Linked DNA regions of Homo sapiens: region 1 is linked to region 2. The links are chromatin contacts, found by Hi-C or POLR2A ChIA-PET in ENCODE. All regions are on one chromosome and are shown on one strand. The core of a region is the stretch at or near the end of the contact, and the rest is flanking DNA. Distances in the headings are between cores, read along the strand shown. Region 1 has its middle 76 kb from the start of LINC02621. Region 2 overlaps LINC02625 (long intergenic non-protein coding RNA 2625).

Region 1 (2,933 bases), core at 295-2,794, 350 kb before region 2:
AGAAAAGGGAGGCAGAACAATGGGAAAATTTTTTGCAAGATTTCCTGGGAGTTGGGGATGGTGATGATGGCAGGGGCCCTGGAGTGACCGCTTACCAATTAGTGGTTTACCTGTTAACTTTGGCAGATGTTTTACCAGTGAATGGTAAGATTTCTAATTGAGCTTCAGGCAAGACTGTCTAGTGAAAACTATACTTCTATTTACTCTTCAGTAACTAACAAGGCCTGTTTTTTTCTTTACTTAGTTCTTATTTGAGATCTTGGTTAAGAAATTATAAAATATAAATAGAATATTAGCGACTTGGGTTATTTGGTTGTTGAGAAAGGGTTCTCTAGAGAAAATATAATTTCATAACTGCAGTACTTATTCAATTAGACTAGGAAGGCTCCTCAGAGGTAATCTACTTCAACCTCTTTCTGTAGGCGGAAGCCATGCTCCCAACCAATCATATTCATGAATATCCAGCCTCTGTTTGACATTATTCTTTAAGGTTGTTTGCTTTTAGAATTTTCAGCCCATTTCTTGTAAGTTCCAGTTCTAAGAAAGGCTTTTTTACATATTAAGACAACTCATTTTTCCTGAAACTTGCAATCTTTTCCACTGACTGCCTTTTGTGATTCTGATTGGTGGTGACTTTCTGGTTTTCTCTTTACCTCTGTGGGTGACTAAAGGTGATTTTTTTTGTTTTTCAGAATAATAGTAATCAACTACATAATCTCCAGAAACTGCCAGCAACTTCCAAATTCCTCTTCACATAGCTTCTCAAATACTTCATTAGAACCAGTGTGAAAAATTTAAAATACAATGTGACATTTCTCTAGTAGAATGTAAGCTTCATGAGGGAAAAGACAACGCGTCTCCTTCCTGTATTCCTAGCACCCAGTACGGCACCTGACACATAATAGTGACCTTAGAAGAATATTTAAGAGTCATTGAGTAAACATTTTGTAGAGCTGTCCATGTTTATTTTCCATTCAGTGTTTACCAGGTGTCTGCTATTTGGACAGTCACTTCATTGTTCATTAGTACATGACTTTGGTAAATATATCTCCTGTGAAGAGAAATATTATAACTACTATGGCATTCAACACTGGTATTTCAGTTACTCAACTAATCCACCCACTGATGGAGTGAACCTTGAATTAAATGCTTTGAAGAATAAAGTGAATCTTGATAAAAATCAAAGGCTGAAGAAATCTTGTTTGACAGAAGGCATGAACAAAAATGCTAAAATTAATACTGTTTGTGGAGAAACACTCATTCCACCGCAGACTAAATGGAGTTCATGAGTATCAAAATGCCTATGTGATCAAAAGGCAGAAACAGCTTCTTTTTACTAGGTCTGTTAATATTCCAGGACTCATAATATTGTGCCTACATGAGCACCTGTGTTTGTGGTAACTCAAAGTATTTGAACACCTTATCTCATCCAACCTCAAATTTCCTGTGAGGTATTTAAGCACCGAGAGCTCTTGGTACTGTTTTCAAGATGAAGCAGATGAATTAGAGAGGCTGTTCACACACCAAATTTCACAGAAGCCTATGGAGGAAATGACGGGGAGACTTACCAGTTAACACCCAGTTGCAGAAATCAATGTCAGAGCTTGAAAGGACCTTATAAACCCCTGATCCAATGTGGACTTTCCTAGTAAGACTTCTGTTTGCAGTGACTTGGTTCATTTCACCAACCACAAGAATTTTAAGTAATTTTTAATCATAAAAGTAACATAGAACATAGTAATACATATATACGTACATACATGATACAGAAAGGTATCAAAAAACAAAAACATATATTACTTCCTCCTCTAACATTCCAGTGCCAGTTTCCAAAGATTCCTATTACCCAGAGGTAACCACTGTTAATAATTTTTAATGTATATTTCCAAAAATTTTTTATGCATTTAGAAATGTGTGCATGTGGGTGATGGGTGCACCAAAATCTCAGAAATCACCACTAAAGAACTTACTCATGTAACCAAACACCATGTGGTCCCCCAAAAACCTATTGAAATAAATAAATAATAACATAATAAAGACTTAATAAAAAGTAAAATAAAAATGTGTACATGTATACATACACGCAATGACAGTTGGTCCTCAAATAACATCATTCCATTCAGTGTCATTTCATTATACTGTTGATTGGAAAAAAATTGATTTCTGCCCGGGGCCCCTGTCTGTGTGGAGTTCCCATGTTCTCCCCATGTCTGTGTGGGTTTTCTCTGGGTATTCTGGTTTCCTCCCACATCCCAAAGATGTGCATGTCAGGTGAATTGGTGTGTCTACATTGTCCCAGCCTGTGTGGGTGTGTGTGTGAGGTGCCCCCTGCTAGGGTATGGCGTCCTGGCCAGGGTGGCTTCCGCTTTGCACCCTGAGCTGCTGGGGTGGACTCTGGCCACCCTCAACCCTCATCTGGAATAATTGGGTAATAATTATCTTGTTTTTATTAATCTTTCTTAAAAGTATATATAGTTCGCATTTATTTCAGTGTTTAATATTAGAAGTGTTTTACTCTTTAGAAGTTTGGTGATGTTTTTGTGACCAGAAATATGCCATAGGAACTTAGCTCTTGTTTATATCAATTAGCCTGCAGTAATTTGGTTCCATTGTGTGTTTCCTTAAAGCTGAAGTTTCCAAGTACCTACTGATGACGTTAAGTGAGGACTTAACTTGTGTGTTGCAGCTCCTATTAAATTGCTGCACTTGGAAGCATAGTAGTCATTTCAAACTTTAAAAAGATCTTCTGCTATTCTGTTCCAATTCTGACCTTCTCACAGTTTTATTCATCTAGTAAACACCAACTCGATCCTTCCAGTTGCTCAGGTCAAAACCTTTAAGTCATCTTTGGTTCCTCTCTATCCAAAACACCATCTATCTAATTCACCAGCAAATCTTATTGAGTATATGTTAAAAATATCTCCAGAATCCAA
Region 2 (2,826 bases), core at 236-2,735:
GATGACTTATGTGGAAAAGTAGCGCAGCATTTTCAAAGAAAACTCAGAACTGTATGCCGGGGAAGATAAAAGATATATGAAGTGTTTGTTCTAAGCGATACTATTCATTTAAAGATCATAATGTAACCCCACCCTAGCAATTATTGTGAAAAACAAGACAAATCTCCATCTATAGCTTTCTGACACAGTCTTGATTTGAGAAACAAAATAAGCACATTACTGTTATAGTCTAATAGACTGCAAGCTGTTTTATTAGAGTCAGCTGAATCCTGTTTTGCATAAAAAAGAACTCTGTTTGCTATCAAGAACACATTTACATTAATATGACTTTGACAAAGTAAAATAAAATCGCATTAAGATGATGTAAGTAGATAAGACAATGAAATCTCTGTGAGAGAGTTTTGGCACACACTAATTACAGTCAAGTCCCTGCAGAAAAAGAACATATTTTTACACCAACTATCCATGTGTTTGAAAATGTAGAGAGCCCAAAATGCAATCCTTGGTTTAGGTATTTCCTGAATACATTGTATTTCTGTGCTTCTGAGATAGGGTTTTTTTTTTTTCTTTAAAGGAGGCTGCCCGATAAATAATACTTTCATTTACAATAATACAAGCAAGTTTCTTTCTGAATACTAGCCTGTAATCATCCTGATTATTTTAAGGGACTTTCCAATACAGGGCAGCTGAAAACAACGTTTTAGATTACATGGTAATTTAGGAATGCATGAAAAGCTAAGCAGTTACCATAATAGGGTTCTGGATAAACTTCATGCTTTTTAGAGCAAAACATAACAACATATGTTTTGTGATTTGTTTCAATGATTTTTCTATATTTTTTTTGTTCAGGTTCTATCAAAATATTTGGAGGCCTCATCTGCGTACAGCATTTTTATAACCTTATTTTGAAAACTTTGATGTCTCTCTTTTTAGTTCAGTCATTAAAAGAAAGGCAATGATGGATGATGATAATGCCTCGGATTTTATGACTAATCAGTTCTTGGCAGTGGCCATATTTCTTCCGTAGTGAAACTTTAATACTCCTTTGGCCTTGCATAGGCTTAACAACAACAAAAAAATTTTTTGGAACTGTGTTACACCGGCTACTTATTAAGTATTAGCAAACAGTTATTATACAAAAGTTAGCACTCTGATTTAACACCTGACAAAATGGAGCAACCAGGAAAGATGATTTCTTCTCTTTTCTGGATTCTCACAAATTTTAGGTGCCTTGCTATTGTGTTTTTTTTCCCCCATGTTTTACATACAGGAATACGGAGAAAAGCTATTCAGATGGTAGAAATATTGAGGGGGAAAAAGTCTTGTAGGGGTGAGTTGGGCTGCCATTTGCATTTTTTCTTCCTGAACCGTCTTTTTGATGACACAATTTTTATGAAAAGCCTGATTTTCTGCCCCGAGTCTTAATGTATTGTTCTTGAAGTTGCAACAACAAACACCAGGTGTCTCCACTTAGCTGAGCTACAGGTTCTGAAAAGGAAGGCCACTTTGCCAGGAAAAGTTGAAGCTACCTTCCTTTTCCCTCCCTAGTGCTCCTGGCCGTGGCCTAGACAAGGCCAGAGGGCTGGCTGTGAGTAGGGGAGTGGAGTTTATTCTTTCATGAGTGCTCAGTTTAAAGCCTATTGACTCAGATTTGTAAGGGAACCTGATTTTTGTGTGGAAGTCATGAAGACTGGCATCCGTGGAAATACTGATACCAGTGAATTAGGCAGCTGTGGCCTGTATTGCATGCCTGTTCTACTCTGGTGGGGACCTGCCATCTTGGTTGGCAAGAAGCCCTTCCTGGGTGGATGGGGGCCTTCTTCTTTTAGGATAGCCAACTCCATGGGGACCTTCTGGCTGAGAACAACCAGATCAGAGACCCACAACCTAATGTGCTGGCTTCTTCTCTACCAGGGGCTGATGTCCCAAATCCCAAGTTGCTATTTCCATGAGCATATATTCTTCAACAAATAATCAGTTAATCTCTACTGTGTGCCAGGTACTGTCCTAAGCAGTGAAAAAACTAGAAAAACCTGCTCTCATAGAGCTTGCGTTAACATATGTCCCTTCCATTTGATGCCTGGGGTAAAAATCAATTCTGGTGTTTCTTAAAATGTGTTTTGTGGCATTCCAAGGATGGTAATAAGTATTGTGCTGAGAAATGTTTTCATATTTCATTATGCTCTGGAACTGCTGGGTTAAAAAGTGTCTAGATGCAAAACTCCTTAGTAACCTCTATATGCTAATTTGCATAGTCCCTTTCTAAGAGATGTCTTATTTCTCAAATATATTTGGCTAAGGAATAATTTTTTAAAAAATAAAAACATTCTCCAAGCCAATTTTTAAAAAACAAAATATGTCATTATTATCCTAGAGAAATATTCCAAACATTTTATTCTGTTACTCAAACACTACCTTCATAATTCTTATCCTGTCAGTTGGTCATCCTCATTATTTTTAAACCTAGAAATTACGCTGGATGTTTAAGTGAATGTTCTGAGGAATATACTTTGGGAAAAATTGCTTTGAGTAGTAGACATTCAAAGATTGGAAGATTTGGAAGCTAGAAGGAGGTAAAGAGGTTGGGGCTTAGAGGCCACCTGTAAGAGGAAAGAGATGTTTGCCCCTAAAAACGTGACTGTTGAAGCTGTGCTGGTATCCTTGCAGAAGAAAACTCTGTTCTCCATCAGTTTCTGAGCAGCCATCAAACAACTATTTTGGAAGACGGGAAAGCTAAGACATATGGGTTCCAGTCCCAGCTCTGTTTTTAACTAGCTGGGCAATCTTGGGGGTAATTTACTTACCTTTCGGTCTTAAATCTAATGC

Evidence for each region. Hi-C counts contacts between places; a loop is a spot of excess contacts on that map. ChIA-PET counts read pairs that join two places held with the same protein, here RNA polymerase II (POLR2A).
Region 1: a loop to region 2 is called in a map with no recorded cell type, with 4 times the contacts of the local background. The contact joins two enhancer-like sites. A Hi-C loop is called at or near these places in 1 of 168 maps with a recorded cell type or tissue (A673) and 1 of 37 single-sample maps with no recorded cell type. POLR2A ChIA-PET finds 5 or more read pairs at or near these places in 1 of 52 experiments (IMR-90).

Annotation. Positions count from the first base shown.
Region 1 is chr10:62,182,147-62,185,079 of GRCh38, reverse strand. It overlaps a transcript of RTKN2 not described here. Among named protein-coding and RNA genes, the nearest start is that of LINC02621, 76 kb to the left of the region's middle. Within about 2 kb of position 1,544, at least 5 of the 41 ENCODE cell types and tissues checked have a DNase peak (open chromatin) inside an H3K27ac peak, as active enhancers do.
Region 2 is chr10:61,833,935-61,836,760 of GRCh38, reverse strand. All of the region lies in intron 2 of LINC02625 (long intergenic non-protein coding RNA 2625), which reads left to right. Among named protein-coding and RNA genes, the nearest start is that of LINC02625, 33 kb to the left of the region's middle. Within about 2 kb of position 1,485, at least 11 of the 41 ENCODE cell types and tissues checked have a DNase peak (open chromatin) inside an H3K27ac peak, as active enhancers do.